Regions from separate parts of the Homo sapiens genome. Here region 2 is linked to region 1. A link is a loop called in an ENCODE intact Hi-C map of the cell type or tissue named here. Cell type or tissue: mammary epithelial cell. All regions are shown on one strand. Each heading gives the region's core, and the rest is flanking DNA. Links, peaks and the distances in the headings are about the cores only. Region 1 overlaps LRIG1 (leucine rich repeats and immunoglobulin like domains 1). Region 2 overlaps SLC25A26 (solute carrier family 25 member 26).

Region 1 (8,332 bases), core at 203-8,202:
AGCCACATCCCAGGCCTGGAGCTCTTCTTGCTAAGAAGGCCTCTGCCCCACCCCACTTGGTACTTCTGGCTCTTCCCAGGTTTGCCCCGTATGGGATAAAAAGGGGTCACGTATGGGTTAAAGGCTGGGGAAAATCAGCATTGTTTTAGGGACAATAAGGAGAAGAATCACTGATAAGCATCTCCGACATGCTGCTGGAGTACAGGACGCTCAAGAAGTACCTTCTTCAGACAGCCAACAGAGCTTATTCCTAAGCAGGACCCTTGTATATAAAAGGTGCAAAAAGCCACGCTTTTCAAAACAAATCAGAAGCATCTACTATATAAAAAGACTCTCCCTACCACAGGCTCTCCTCTATCATCGAGCTCCACTAGGGCTTTCCAAATATTTACTTGACACTCGCACTCTGCTGAGCTCCCCGTCACTGGGGACGGGCTGGGGGAATCGAGCGGCAGCCGTCCTCTCTGTCTTGCCCTCCTCCAGTCTTCCCTCCGAGCTGCTAGTAAACAGTAATAATGACTCTCGTCCCCTTCCTGCACGGTCCTTGGGTGGCATCTGCAGAAAGTGCTGGTTACACGCAGAGAAAACAGGGCGGGCCAAGGGGAAGGGAACGTGGGCTTTGGAGCCAAACAAGCAAATCCTGAGCCTGCCACTTGCCAGCCGTGTAGTTTTGGGCGAAATCCCCTCACTTCTCTTTCCTCAACTAATAAAGAGGTTGCCTAACAGAGCCTGCCCTCATGAGATCATTAGGTACAACACACACAGGTGCTTGGCAGATTAACTGGCAAAATCTAGGAGCTAGCTAGGAAAAAAAAGAAAAAGACCCCAAACCATACATTCAAAATAGCTGCTACTACGACCCTTGGAAATGACGTGGTTATTTGAGATGATGGTTAATGACGAAAGTACTGACAGGAGCCCCACCGCCCTCACACCTTACTGACCTTTACACAACTTTGAGAAACCCAGTAACAGGGCAAGACTCCTTTGTACAAAGGGCAACAGCAAATTCAGCAGTTTTCATGTGAGTTGTGAGTGAAGCCCAAGAGAAGCTCCACCAGCCGCCAAACGCCGGGTTGCCAGCCCCCAAGAACCCAACACCCAGGCCATCAAGGAGTGGGGTGTCCCCCACCCTCTTCTTCAAACTCTTCTCCACAAACAAAACAAGCTCTGCCCCAAACAAAAGCCAGCTCCTCTTCCGCCTGGGCCCAGAGCAGAGAGGCGCGGGGGGCGCCACAGAAACATCTCCCACCCAAGTGTGTCCCGCGCATTTGCCGGCGGAGCTCCGTGCGGCGGATACTCACAGCTTGCTGAGGCTGTCGAGCCCTGAGAAGGCGCCGCTCGTGTCCTCTATTGTGCCCGAAATCTCGTTATGGTCCAGATCCCTGGGGAGAGGACAGAAAGCAGCTCACCGAGCAGTCGGGGCGTGAAGGGAAAGCAAACTCTCACCCAGCCTGCTGCTCGGAAGCTGAAGTCCCCTGGGTGCATGCACCCTGGAGGCACAGCCGGGACGTAGGGTGAAGAGACACGTGGCCCTGGGAGGGAAGCCCTGTTTCTCAGCCTTCCAACCAAGATGACACATGCCTTAGACAAGAAACTTCCCTGGGCTCCACCTGCCTCCCTGTCTGCGGAGGCCACACTCAAGGGAAGGGAGGTGGTGCAGACAGCCCAGTCTGTATTCTGCCCCGAGAGAGCGGACATCTGGCCCCAGCACTGAGAATCAACCCAAAAGGTTCCTTAAGGCTCCCGTCTGCTCTCATACCAACCAGAGTCCCTTTTCTGGACATGACCGAGAAACTGCAGAAAGCACATGGAAGAAAGAGACCCGGCACAGGGCCGGCCCGTGGGCGCCTCCGTACCAGCCAGTGGGTCTGGAGCCCGGAGCCCATCTCCTCCCAAGGCCTGCAGGGCGCTGACTCTGAGCCAGGGAGGACATCTGGGTGCTGAGTCAGACTTGTGACCCACTCGCCAGGATCAGAGGGATGAGGCCAACTCAGCCCAGGCCCCTCCAACAATGCAAATCCCATGGCCGATGACTCAATGGCTTCCCAGCTTCCAGGAGCAGGTCACAGTGCCCAGGCGAGACATCACACCTGGAGACCAGGCCCCCATCCTGCCCTCTCCAACTTTCCACAAGGTTCTTGGTTCTTAAATTTTCCCCCCGAGCCCTTGCAGACACAGGCCAGGGAGAGAAAAGGAACTCTTGTCTCCTGTGAGAAGCTGCAGCAGGAATCAATGCTGCCAGCAGAGAGGGCAGCTCTGACTGAAGAGTGAAATGCTGGCGGTGACCTTTCTTGTCACAGCAGGAAGGTCAAATAGTGGAGATTCTGCTGCTGGAAGGGACTTCTCCTCTCAATGGGTTCCTTCCTATCATCTGCATACTGAAAAAACCAGGAACCAGGGACCCGGGGCTGTGGCTTTGTGTGCCTGTCTCTCTGCTCCTAGCCCTGGCTGCCAAAGTTTTTCTCTCCTTTCTGGCCCGCTCAGTCTGAATGTTCCCAGCCTTGTTATTTGGGCCTTGTATGGGCTCACAGGCTGACCTGGCCTGAATAGCTTGGCTCCGGCCTCTTTCACACTCCCTGGCAATGGCTCCACATTAAAGCCGGCTCTGCCAGGTGCAAGTGCAAAGGCCTCCCTCCCTGTCACACTGGAACAGATCCCTCTCTGTGCAGTGGATTACGCCTGAGAAGGAGACCCTAGAACCCGCCACCACTGTCCTCTGAAACCTGCATGCCCCTCTCTGGGGGTTTTATGCTGACAGCTGCTTGGAAGTTCTATGAAGCCAACCATGGAAAAGTTTTATACAAGCCTCAGAAAAGCATCCTGCAGCCACTTTTGCCAACCCCATCTAATTAGGGACTTCAAGGGAAATGGCATTAGCACCTCCACTTTGTTAACTGACCCCCGACGAGGTACAAGGAGAGACACAGGATTCCCTAAGTGCTGCTTTTGGAAAGGAGGCATCTTGGTACAGGTTATGCTGAAGAAGTTCAAATGCTCAGACGAGAGATGCACTGCAGTATTCCCATGGTTTAGAGAAAAAATATTCAGGACTTGGAAGTTGCAGCTGAAGACTCAAGATGGGAAAGACTGACCCACGGCTGCCGAACTGGAGGCTGCACCAGGCGCTCAGCGTGGGGAAGCTTTTTCCAACACTAGGAGCCAGCATCCTGTCCAGCACAACGTGGGCATCACTGCTTGAGAACAACTACTTTTTAGGAGCTGCCATCCCTCTCTAGGCACCATCCTGGGGAAATGAGAGATTTTTCTGCTTAACCAGTTCTTTTTCAGTTGATTACATAAAAGTTTGAGACTCTGCACATAGAGCAAGCCAGCTTTGGATCCAATTCTGACTCGAAGCCAACGCAAATGGAGTTCAACAAAGCAGATGGTTTGCTCTATTCTGCTCTCCCCACTGGGGACCCCTTTATCCTGTCAGTAGTGGGAGACGTACAAGACTCGCAGGCTCCTGAGTCCCTTGAAGGCACCCTCCGCAATGTGGCTGATGGAATTGTGGCTGAGACGCAGGACACTCAGGCTGCTCAGCTCGGCCAGGCTCTCCTCGTCCAGCCGTGTCAGGTTGTTGAAGGACAGGACCCTGAGGAAAGGGAGGGCAGCAATGTCACCATCTAGTGTGGTTGCCCCCCAACCCCACCCCACCGGAAATTGGGCCACAGTCAGCTGGGTTTCAGTGGGAAATGACACAGATGCACACGCACGCGCGTGCGTGCACACACACACCCACACCCACAGAATCCTGGGGGTAAAAGTGGCCATGCAGCTAGAAACTCATCAGTGCCCAACACACTAGTCTGACTCGTAGAATGGGTGCATAGGTCACAGGGGCCAGGGTGGCTGTTAAACTGTGAAGACTACACACGAGGTCATGACACACAACAACTCTCAAGCTCCAGCGCCTTCATGCTGTCCAAGGCAGCTCCTGATTCAGGCTACAAAAGACCTCTCTCATAGCAGAAGCCTGGGATTCTGGAGATGACCCCGCAGCAAGCCAGGGAGCCCCAGTCACACTCCCTGCATCTGCCAGCAGAGGGCACCACTAGCCCCTGCGTGGGACAACCACACCTGTGCCTCATGCCTTAGTGGGGCAACTCCCCCAGGGCAGGAGGCTCCTGCTCAGGCCTCCCTGCCCCCATCCACGTGGACCTCAGAGCATGATCCCCTACTGCAGGCGGTAAAAGCACATGCTTTGCCCGAACCTCAGAATCAAAGCTTCCTCCCAGCACTCCTGCACCTCTGGGTTGCTTACGTGACATATTGGTCATCTATCGTTGAAAAATTGGGGCTGGGGCAGGGATAGGAAGATGGAAAATAAACTCAGAGAAGATTAATGAGCTTTTAAAGGCAGCTAGGAGCAGCATTCTTTCCCTCCTGGACAAATAAGTCAGGGTGTCTGTCAGTTAAACAGACCTGGCAGGAGATCAAAATTATATCCTCACCTGCAATTAAAGAATTTAGCTTAAAGGAGGGGTGGGAAACACATGCTGGGAAGCAATCCCAAATCTGCCTCTGAGGTTACCTGGATATGGTGCAAACTGCTAGGACTGCTCAAGCGCACTTCTGTGATCTTTGCTGCCCCTTCTAGAGGGCATGGAAGAGGGCTTCATGCCTTCCACCAGCTAGAGAGGGGATCCCGGACCCCGCAGAAGACAGCATGCCATCCCTGGGGCCACGATACACTGGTGAGTCAGAGGATGGCCCCTCACTTTAAGAATTGGACTGGCTCAGGCTTCGGGGACTTAAAAGACCTCTCTTGCTTCCCACACCTCCCGGCCCTGACCAACAAAACCAGGAGTCCCCTGGTGGGGTCACAGCTTGACTACAGAGCCTGAAAGGAGCCATCCAGCACCACATGGAATGCACAACTGCAGGCCCTGAAGCGTAGGAAGCTGAAACCAAAGGGTTAACACTCACAGAATCCAAGAAAAGTTAGGAAAGAGGCAGGACCACTGTGTTTTGCATTAGATAATGATGGAGTCACCAAAATATAAACTCCAAGTCAGTGTGTGTGTGTGTGTGTGTGTGTGTGTGTGTGTGTGTGTGTGTGTGTGGTGGGGGGAGGGGGGGAGGAGGAGGGAAGGAAGGACAGGGAGAGAGAGGAGAACACAGAAGACCAGACACAAACACCAGCTGCAAGAATCCACATTAGATTCACGCATCCCCTTGAGTTTGCCTGGTGAGGTCAAGAGAGAGACAGGACAGACTGAGGCTTGGCACTCTTAACAATCATTCACTTCAGTGGGTGAATTTTTTCCAACAGCCAAGCCTAGAAAAGGAAGAAAAAAACAAAACAAAACAAAAAAACCCACCCAACTCTTGTGAAAAATAAAGAAACACAGTAGACTAAACTGGAGCATATCAAATGGAAAGAACAGTGAAAACACAAACTATAGACTTGTAAAGATGTTCTCTGAGTCCTTAGGAATGCTGCGTTCACTGTCCAGTAACCCCACCCTGACATGATGGGGTGGCCAGGGCCACTGCCCATCGCTACCCAGGCGACAGTCTGTCACTACTAATCTCAGAACTTTGGGCAAGACAAGCTCAGTTCTCAGTCTCAACCTGGGACCCCTGTCTGGAAATCTCCAAAAGGAGCAAGAGGACCACACCACACATCTCTGAACTAAGCACGCACACGACTGCACAGGAGCCTCTGCCAGCAGGCCACTGCGGTGCAAAACAGAGAAAGGGAAGGGGCCAAGAACCTGGGCAGCTCATCTACAGGAAGGAAGGTGGCGACTCCGAGGACACAAATTCATCCACAGTCAGCGTTTCACTGTCTCTGTTTGAGCCCAAATGACCCCCTCACTGAAGAAGCACATGCTATTTGGTGTGGCCATTAACACACAGTCACTCTCAAAATGGCTCCTGTGAGCACTCTGCCATAGCTGCCCTTCCCCAGGAACTTTCTACCCCTGGAACTGTCTCCAAACCCAACAGGACCTTGGGGGCCAAGGCTCCCTGCAGGGACCTAGCTGCTACTCCTGGAGCCCCTGCTAATCCAAATGCAGAGGAAGTGAAGGGGAGATGAGGAAGGGACTGGGGCTCAAATCGCTGAGGGTTCCACCCTGGGCCTGGCTGGTTTGGGAACAGGGCTACTGGCCTGTCTCTGAGCCCTCCCCGAGGCCACTGTGTGGTGGAACGAACCAGGCCTAGCACTTTCACCTCCAAGCAGTGTCTAAAAACACTGCCACAGCCCAGAGCCGAGGACACTTACAACTCATGCAGCTTCTGGCAGAAGCTCCAGCCCTTGCGGTGAATGCGAGCGATGGAATTGTTGCTGAGGTGGAGCTGATGCAGGGCCGTGAGGCCGTAGAGCGAGCCGCTGTTCACTTCTACCAGGCTGTTGTACTCCAGGTGCCTGCAATGACAGCCATGCACAGGATGAAGAGGAGCTTTCACTCCCTTCACTGGACAGACAGCAAATGAGCAGCCACGCTGTACCTGACACTGCGGTCACACCAAGGCTAGAACAGTGCACGACAGAACTGTGGAGTCTAGTCGCACACATGTGCATGTGAGTAGGGGCTGGGAGAAGACAGGCAAATCAAAATGGATGACAGCACATGCCAAGGCCGACTCGAGTGTTCATAGGGCAAGAGGGAGCTTCCTAGAAGTGACTTTTTTGGCTGAGTAAAAGTGAACCAGGGCTGGGTGTGGCGGCTTATGCCCATCCAGTACTTGGGGAGGCCGAAGAAGGAGGATCGCTTGAGCTCGGGAGTTCGAGACCAGCAAGGGCAATATAGCGAAACCCCATCTCTACCAAAAACAAAACAAAAAGTGACCCAGGCCAACAAACGGGCACAGGAGTTCCAGGCAAGGGCAAAGCCCATTAAAGGAATAGAAAGGAGAGCGAATAGGAGGCGGCTCTTATTATCACCCGCATCTCACACATGAGGAATGTGCTGCTGAGAGAAGCCAGGTAACCTGTCTAAGACTTTACACAGCTTAGCCAGTAGGGAAGGGGCTAGAATTAATTCAACCCTGGGTCTGCCTACCAAAGGCTGGACTCTGTGCCACTGTGCTAGGAGACCCGCTTTAGCTCTGGCGTCAGACTACCTGGATTTAAATCCTAATTTTGCAGCTTGCTGGCTGAATAAACCTGCACATCTACTAACATGGAGATATCCAAGAGCACTGACTCCATGGGGTCACTATAAGAAGGAAACAAGGGTACATCAGGATTCAGTGCAGCTCTAGGCCTGAGCTCTCAGGCCCACCGTGTAAGTGTGCTAGCACCCCGCTTCCCAACACAGCATGTGCCAGGAAGGACAGCGCCAGCCCAGGCAACCGCCTCTTCAACAAAAGTCCGTAACCCGAATTTTGCTCCGTGTTCAGTATTACAAGGGCTTTGGGTAACTGAGTTTTGCTTTTTTCCATCTTTCTTTCTGCTACTGCTCAAAAGGTAAGCACTTAATGTATAAATAACCTCTAAGGCAGCTCATCAGTCTCAATTTATACAAATCTGTTCAACATAAAAACCAAATGGTAGGTGCTAACTCCATTTTCCTCTGAGAATTCTCTTTTAACTTCAGTCCACCCAGCACATGACCACCTTGGACTTCCAAGTCCAAAATGACATGCCTAAGGAGGTCAAGTGAAACGTTTTTGAATATGTAAAACAAAGGGTGGAGAATGGGTAGAGCAAGAAGCCCAGCGGCAGGAAACATCCTCACTGTTCACAGAGTAGGGAGGGCTGGTCATGCAGAGACGGTTATCAGAGTGACACAGCACAACATGTGGATGGACCTGGGCCTAGCTCGTTTCCACTGCCAAGAAAACCAGTAAAGGACATTCGAGTCATGATATAATTTGCCCAGACTGGAAGAAGAAGGGGCGGACATGAGCAAGTTAAATCATTGACTCTCAAGGAGGAAATCGCAAGTGGATAAGTAAAGACAGTGGTGTCAGTCTATCAACTTGGAAGGAACAACCAGCAAAGCTAAAAACAGAAAAACGAAAAAGAGAAAGGCTTAGAAGTGCTTGCCTCTTGGGAGAAGAACTGGGGTGAAGAGAGAATGAGGGGGTGGTGGCGGGGGAGGCTGGGGTGGGCAGTGATGGCTTTTCTTTACTATCTGATTTTATTTAACTATACAGTCAAATTACTTTTGATTAAAAATAAATATTAACGTTTAAAAAGGCTTTCAACGTTTAAAAAGCCTTTTCTGTATGCTGCCCTGCTGTTTCACGTTACCGTGCAGGCAAGCCCCTTCTGCTGCTGTACACATCTGGCTGAAGAGACTGCTCCCTTGATAAAACTTAAACATCTGCACCCAGTGTCTTGATTAGCTCACAAGACAGAAATAAACCTCCT
Region 2 (8,332 bases), core at 127-8,126, 150 kb before region 1:
CAGATTTTGCATTTTGATCTTTTCCGGGCTAGTGATAGGTGATAAGATGCTCTCTGGCAATGGTGGGCAGTGCATGTCCCAGTCAGCTGTGCTGGTGTAAGTATTCTGAGCAATTTTAGGGAGGCAAGGCTAAAGCAATGATGTTCCGTAGGTTGGGGGGTATCACATGCGTTTTCAACTTATGATGGGTTTATTGGGACATAACCCTGTCATAAATTGAGGGTCATCTGTACAAGGTAGAGTGAGAGACTGAAGGGAAGGAGGGGTTGGTTTTCTCCGGACTGGGGTAGATGGATGGGTGTTAATTCAGAAAAAGCCTCACAGAATAGCCAGGCTTTAAGCTGCATTTAATTTAATTCATTAAAAAAATTGTGCATCTATTTAAGGTATCAACACAATGTGGGATACGTATAGATAGTAAAATGGTTGCCACAGTGAAGTAAGTCAACATATCCATCATTTAACATAATTAGTCTTTTTGTTTTGTGTTTGTGGCAGGGCAGCTAAAATCTGATTTAGCAGGAGTCTCAGTTATAGTACAATTTTATTATCTTGCATTTAGAATAGGATGGTTTGTTAGGTGGGTGGGTGCAAGGAGGGGTGTTAGAGTTCTGAAAAGACCTTGTTAGGTAGTTTTAAGTTCCATATGTTTGGAGCACAGTATGATAGGGTCACCCTGAGGCGAAGCAGGGGCTGAGAGCTATAGGGCCTTGCCTGCTATAGTAAGGAGTTGGGACTTTTTTGATCAGACTTGTAATTTTAAGAAAGTCCCCTGGCAGCTGTGTGGAGATAAGGAGACTATTAAAGGAATCCCCAGGAGAGAACCACAGCTGGGGCAGAGGGATGCAGAGGGAGAGAGTGAGTTCAAGAGATGTTAAAGAGGTAGAGCTGGTGGAAAGATGATCATTCTTTCAGGAGCCCTTCCAGCGACATCCTTCAGTGCGTTTTTCATCATGGATGCCTTTTAGTTTGTTGTGTCTATGTGTGTTGTGCACCTACTTGAATTCTCCAATGGAGTCTACCGAGCTAAGTTGAATAAGCATGCCCCATCTTGCCAGTGGGCCCAGCCATCTGAGTCTGAGCTAACACGCAGAGAGGGAAAGAAGACGAAAGAGAGAGAGGGTCAGAACGGGAGGGTCAGGGCTTCCCCTGGCTTGGCATTATCTGTGTGTGGTTATGACCTTGCTTGTAGTTATTCATCTATAGTACAGGCATGAATGTGCTGAAGAGATTTATCAGTGAGGCCTGTAGAAAGGAACATTGTACCCCATCTGCATCCTCACCCCCAGTTTCTCGATGAGTTCCTTTTCTAACATATTTCAGATTGTTTTCTGTTGTATGGATTTTCTTTTTCTAATATAGTATGCAGTGTTAGTTCAGATGGTATTGATTCATGACCTGGGAGAGTATATTTCATTGATTTTTTTATTTAGTTAGTGGACAAAAAGGAAGGGAAGCTCTGTTAACTTTTTATTTAAGAGCTGCATGAGTTTATAGAACACAATTAAGTTGAGCTTTATAGGCACAGTATGATTTTCATATAGGTTGATGAAGTTGAAGAAACGATTCTGAGCCACAGGAGTGTAACTTGGTCAGTTATTGCCACTGCATTGTAAATGGAAAGACTGAATACTACTCTCAAAGGACCAAAATACCAAAGGAGGTTAGGATTGGCCACTTCCAAGCGAGCCTGAACTCTGTCAGTGACAAACCTTTATTTCCTAAAATATTGCCTTGTTAAGATTAGGGTTCTTGAATTAAATGCAACTGTCACTTATTTGCTTTGGTTTGTGATTGTGTGCTTTTCAATATTTGAGTTGTATAGCTAATACTATTAATAGGTGCTAAGAGACACCGAATAAGAAATTTGATCCCCGTTTTTGAGGAGCATATAAGTAAGTTGGATCCATCTGTTAAATAACTAGGGAGTATTTGAGGATGTCTGTAGGGAGGTAGCAAGGTATGGACCATGGGCTGTCAAGTTACACAGATCGGGGTCAGATTTGTGACTTGTCCACTTATTTGTCTGTAGGCCATTTACTTGCCTTCACTGAAATGCTCTTTTCCTCATCTTGAAAAAATAGGATTAATGCCATCCCAGTCACAGTTCTTACAAGGATGAAATTATACAGCACTTAACAAAGTGTCCAGCCTAGCATCTGACACACAAAATATTGAATAAACATTGGGTCTAGCCCCATTTCACACAAGTTGCTGAATGCGGCACGTTTTTAGAATTTCCTAGTTTTGGGAAAGGTATCTATTCAGAAGGTGAAAAAATTGAAATTCAAAGAAGTTTAGTGATGTGCTCCAAGTTTCCCAGCTATTATTATTCCCAGCTAATAATAAAACACCACTGTAGAATAAGTAATTAGATAAATATTTCTCTGTATACTTCCAGGAGCACCTCTGTTTTCTTTTTCATGTAGTATTTAAAAAATGGCAGAAGTAGCGGTAAGTATACTACTTGTGCAGTAAGGATTCACATCACTGGTTTCTTAAAAGGTCAGGTTCCAAAATTTGCCGTTGGTTACTGTGATAGGCAAAATAATGCCCCCCCCCCCCCATAAATATGTCCTAGTCCCCAAATCTCTGAATGTGTTTCTTCACACGGGAAAGAGATTTGGCAGATAATATTAAGAATGTTGAGATGGGGGCCGGGCGCAGTGGCTCATGCCTGTAATCCCAGCACTTTGGGAGGCTAAGGCGGGCGGATCGTGAGGTCAGGAGATCAAGACCGTCCTGGCTAACACGGTGAAAGCTTGTCTCTAAAAAAAAAAGCAAAAAAAAGTTAGTCGGGCATGGTGGTGGACGCCTGTAGTCCCAGCTACTCGGGAGGCTGAGGCAGGAGAATGGGGTGAACTTGGGAGGTGGAGCTTGCAGATCGCGCCACTGCACTCCAGCCTGGGTGACAGAGTGAGACTCCATCTCAAAAAAAAAAAAAAAATGTTGAGGTGGAAAGAGTTTTCTGGATTATCCACGTGGGCCCAGTCTAATCAGTAGGGTCCTTAGGAGAGGGGAGCGGGGGTCAGAGAGCTGAAGATGGTATACTGCTGGTCCAAAGATAGAGCGAGGGGCCACAAACCAAGGAGTGCAGGGGAGCCCTAGAAAGCAGGAAGTCAACATTCCCTTGCAGCTTCCAGAAGGCATACTGCCTGACTGACATCTCTCGGTCTTAGCTCAGGAAGACCCATTTTGGAATTCATACCTTCAGAATTATAGATAATAAGCTTATGTTTTAAGCCACTAAATGTGTGGTGATTTGTCAGAGCAGCAGTAGGAAGCAAATACAGTCACCATTGCCACCTCCTCAACGTTCAGATTTTTGTATTGGTGGGAATCTATAAATCCATCCATGGGATGTTTGTCACCTCCTGTGAAATCATGGCTCATTTCTGTTATGGAAAAATACAAAAGCAAAAAAGCCATTTGAGGCTTATCTTTTGGGTTGTATAAAATTCTGTGAACAAATTGTAGACACAGGGACTAAGTGTTGATAGAGTTATTTTCTTTGAGAAGACTTCCTTGTGTAGTCTGTATTACCCGTGACAGCAGTCTTGTCAGGCGAGGGAAGACTAATACCTACAACGATTGAACTTATTTGCGTGATTGGAAAGAGTCTTATAAGGGGGAAAGGTTTGATGAACATAGGTCCCAATGCAAGTAGGTAAAAATTAAAATCTAAGGAGTGTAAGTTAGGATTTGTAAATTGGTTTTGTCAACAGCTGTAATTCCATTTATCAACAGAAGATGGCAGACTTGACACACAAATGAACTGTTGTAGAGGTTTTTGATTTTTTAAATGATGGTATAGAAAGAGATGTAAAATATTCTTAATTGGAAACCTGCTTTCTAAAGAGAATTTTGGGAATTACAAAGAGAATGTGGAAATGAAATACACGTAAGCAAATTGCATTTCAAAAATCTTCATAGTTTCCAGGGGTCTCTCCCTGACCCCCTGTCTTACTAATTTGCCACTTTGAGTTTGCTCTGGAAAGTCCAAAGCAGCTTTTGCTTTGAATACGATGAAGCTTTGAGTGGCTCTGTTCAGTGTATTGTTAAATTTCTGTTGAATTGGTTATAGAGTTGCCTGTTGAAACATGAAGCATTAGCTGAAATTAAACCTTGAACCTCTAAGTGCATTAGATGTGTGTAAGTATGACATCTTTATTGAAAAATAATTCTGGAGATGATAGTCAGAACACTTGGGTTTCACCCATGCTTCCTGAGCTAAGTAGCTCTCTGACCTTCAGCAACTTCTATGATCTCAGATTGATTTATATATAAAATGGTGACATAATTAGCTTCTAATATCAGAGGAATATTTGCAGGTAGTTGATGGAGTTTCTTGGAGAAAAATCTTAAATCAGAATTTTTTTTGTGAACTATGTTGAAATAGTTGCGAAGAAGATGTAATGTTAATAAAAGGTATTATTGGGGATACTTAGGGACTTTGAAGAGCATTTCCAGAACTAGAGGACAGGGTGCAGTTGTAAAACCCTGGTGGTGATGTGTTGAAGGAAGGGAACTTGGCTGTGGCAATGAAAGAACCAGGGGTTTTAGCAGCATCCATCTCTCTTTTCCTCCACTCAGTACCTAAAGTGAGGCCGAAGTTCACTGGAATTTTTTCCCTTTCAAATGTTTAGTTTTATGATTTGTAGTCTTGCATCTTGGGTTTTTGTTTTTGTTTAAAGAGACAGGATCTCATAGGTGGCCTAGGCTGGCTCCAAACTTGTGACCTCAAGTTATCCTCCTGTCTTCACCTCCCTGAGTAGCAGGGGCAGCATGCATGTGCACCTGGTTCTTGGTGTTTCATTTAATAAATATCAAAAGGAAACATTCAGTCCTTAGCTGCAGCAGTCAATTAAAAACAACAGAAAATATTTTATTTATGCCAAAGGAAGAAAAATCTTGGTAGCAGCATCATGATTTAATCAACATTTTAATCTAAGGTTTCATATTTTGGCATATTTAAGGAGGCCAGCATTGCATTTTGATTTTGATAAAGTATGGAGGGAGCATGTTTTTTTTTTTTTTCCTTTATGGAAAACCTTAGTAGTTCTTGTTTTTAGATAGAACTTTAACATTTAAAACATTCTTGGATTTAGTGAAAATGCCACCATTCCTGTGTCATGGATTCATACTGAACCTCAGATTTATAAGGAAAGAATGCTTTACAGAATGGATTTACCAAGAGACCCACAGATGACATTCTGTTTCCTTTCATAGAACCATAATACTGTAACATGTTTTTGTTCTTGTGCAGTGAAATACTTTGTTGTAGCTCAAATTCAAATCTAAGAAGGATCAGAGTTAATAGAAAACCAAATGGAAGGCTCCGGAGGTACTGGAGGAAGCAGAAGCATTACTTTGTAGCATCTCTCATGCCACAGTTGTCACCCAGCAGAAGTCAGGAAGCCATGCTGGGTGCTTTGTACCCCTCAGCTAGTTAGATTGATTTTTTATCGGAGAGGCTTTTCAAAGTTTTTCTTCTGCATCTGTATTTTTAAGAACTAAAAACACAATAGTAAGAACTTGGAGGGTTATGAAGCATGAAGTTCCATAAATATTTATACCAAACCACAGAAGTAGACAGTTCCTATTTTCTTCACATATTGGGGTCGGATTTCACTCTTGACCTCTTGAATTGAAAAATACAAGGAGTTAGTATACCCTTTTCTTTCTCTTATTTTTTCTTATTTATTTATTTTCAGTTCTTTAATGAGTTTTAGATGCTGGGAGCTGTCCTGTTAGGTTCATGTAGGTTTCGTTGGACTTATACCCAATTTTAGGCCTTACTGGTAAGCTGTTTAATCTGTTTTTGTGGATTTATTGCTACTAAATTTATAATATGTCCTTTTTATCAAGGCTGATAGGTTGCCATCTAAAAGCATATTTTAAATTAGCCCTTTTATTTTATTTTTCTTCCTCACTTAAAATCTTTGGTCCATAATAAATACTTTTTTCCTTTGAAATTATGTTAAAAACTTGTGAAATAATAATAAATGTGAATTGTAGAGAATTTAGAAAATATAGGTAGGTAGAAAAGAAACACCTGTAATTCTACTCTGTTTTTTCCCTACTCTTTACATAAGTATATGTATAGGCAATAAATATATGTAGAGGCAAAACAAAAAAAATTAGGCTGGACATGGTGGCTCTCGCTTGTAATTCCAGTGCTTTGGGAGGTTGAGGCAGGTGGATCATTTGAGGCCAGGAGTTTGGGACCAGCCTGGGCAACATAGCAAGATCCTTTCTCTACTAAAAGATGAAAAAATTAGCAGGGTGTGGTGGCACACCCGTAGTCCCAGCTCCGCAAGAGGCTGAGATGGGAGGATCACTTGGGCCCAGGACTGAGGCTGCAGTGAGCTTTGACCATGCCACCTTACTGTAGTCTGAGTGACAGAACGATACCCTGTTTCTATGTATATTTATATGTAAATTCTAAAGTATGGAGAAGTCATTTCTGTGGAATTGATGATTATTTTTTTGCTGATTCATTTCCTCCTGGCTAGTTTCATTTGTTTTCAACATAAAATAATACACCAGCTGATTAGTAAGTTTGGTGCATACCATCTTCTTGCTGTCAGGGTGCTTACAATTTAGTAGAAGAGGAAATATATTTCACAAACTATATGGTGTAAGCTAGTAAGTAAAAAACGTCAGATAAGAAAGCTTATTTGGGAATTAAGAATACAGAGGGAGGGAATCTTTTGAGGTTAGATAAGGTATAATTTTGGAAAATTAAGAATTATAGAAATAAGGACCTAAAAAGATACCATAAAGATTTCTGGTCCAAGTCAAGTAAGAAAAATTATACATATATGCATCTAATTGCATAAATATATACATTATTATTTGTCAATTTTCTTCATTTTAAAATGAATTAAAAAAAAAGAAAAGACTCTGGAAGGCCAGGGAAACACCTGGGAATTCACTTGCAGAACTGGGGCCACAGTCTAGGGCCGCAGACCCTCAGCCAGACCACTGCTCATTCCTCCCTGGAGTTGAGCCCTGAACCAAAGATCCAGGTTTGATGCAGGAGTGACCCCGAGGCTGAGGGATGGGCCTGGTAAAGGGAGGTAGTCATAGACGGAGAGTCATGGGCTCGGGCCTCTGACTCTACCTTTTTTCATTTCCTGTGGGGTCTTCATGTATTATTTCACTTCTTTGCTAGATTATCAGCCTTTCTCTTGCTGATAGCACTTTCCCCCATCGTATGTGCAAATATTGACTGTGTTAAAACCACACTATTCCTTGACCCTGTGGCCCTCTTAACTCTGAATCCATCTCCTAACACCTAGCCATCTTCACACGACGGTAGTGTACACTTGCTCATCTCCCTCAATCCCTTATGAATTGACCGTAATGGATCTCCCACCCCAGCCACTCTATGGAAGCAATACCGGTGAACTCTGTAAACCTTCATATGTGCGCTGCTCGAGACTCTTGATGCGTTGCTCTGCCAGTCTCCATTTGAGGCTTCTGGCCCCCTTGCACATCAAGTAGGGTGCTTGGTTGCTTGCCATCAACATTGATCCTGGCTAACTTATGGAATGAAGAATATTTTTTGGAAGATTGGCAGACACTGTTGCCTTCCACTTCTCCTTTGCCCACAGAATACTGATTTGGTTTGTGTCTCATGTTCCTAACGCTTTGCTAGATCTAGATATCCTCCACCTCCCTAACAAGGGGTGGCCATGTCACACAACTCTGGCCAACACATGCAAGGAGATGTCTGCGGGGGAAATCTGAGAAAAGGGAGGAGGCCTGTTCTCCTTGCCTTCAACTCTGTTGTGTGATAGGGTGGTGCTGGAGGACGTAAGAGCTGTCTTTTATCTGAGAGTCAGGATGCCCAGGATGAGAGGCCAGGAAGCTGGGTGGCTGGGTAGAAGGATAGGAAGAGCCTGGCATCTTGTTCACTTTGAAGTTCTGGACTAAAATTTGAACTGCCTGTCACCAAATAACTTAAGTGACTTAATGTCATTTGTAGTCATGGTCCTGGCACTTGCATCTAAAAAAGCAATTATTTCTGTAAATGAATGTTCAGCTCTCCCGCTTGCTCCAAACAGCACTGTTCAATGGAGATATAATGTAAGATGCAGGTGAAATTTTATATTTTCTAATAGCCACATTAAAAAAGGTGAAAACATCTGCTGGGATGAATTTTAATAACATATTTTATTAAACCACACACATCCATGGTATTTAGATTTCACTGTATAATTAATGTAAAATAATTATTAATTGGGCATGGTGGCACCACCTACTCAGGAGGCCAAGGTGGGAGAATTGCCTGAGCCCAGGAGTTCAGGGCTAGCCTGGGCAACAT

Evidence for each region. Peaks named below come from ENCODE experiments on the same cell type or tissue, not always from the same donor. Only the 100,000 strongest peaks of a DNase experiment are listed, where the experiment ranks them.
Region 2: a loop joins it to region 1, with 11 times the contacts of the local background. A loop is called at or near these places in 3 of 110 quality-filtered maps.

Annotation. Positions count from the first base shown.
Region 1 is chr3:66,403,894-66,412,225 of GRCh38, forward strand. LRIG1 (leucine rich repeats and immunoglobulin like domains 1) reads right to left here. Exons shown (of 19, transcript NM_015541.3): 7 at 6,236-6,379; 8 at 3,455-3,598; 9 at 1,305-1,385. Among named protein-coding and RNA genes, the nearest start is that of LRIG1, 93 kb to the right of the region's middle. In mammary epithelial cell, for the core only: a CTCF peak has its summit at 4,052 (motif pointing right); no DNase peak of the experiment used is centred there.
Region 2 is chr3:66,250,471-66,258,802 of GRCh38, forward strand. The region is part of intron 3 of SLC25A26 (solute carrier family 25 member 26); the gene reads left to right. Among named protein-coding and RNA genes, the nearest start is that of SLC25A26, 34 kb to the left of the region's middle. In mammary epithelial cell, for the core only: a CTCF peak has its summit at 3,746 (motif pointing right); no DNase peak of the experiment used is centred there.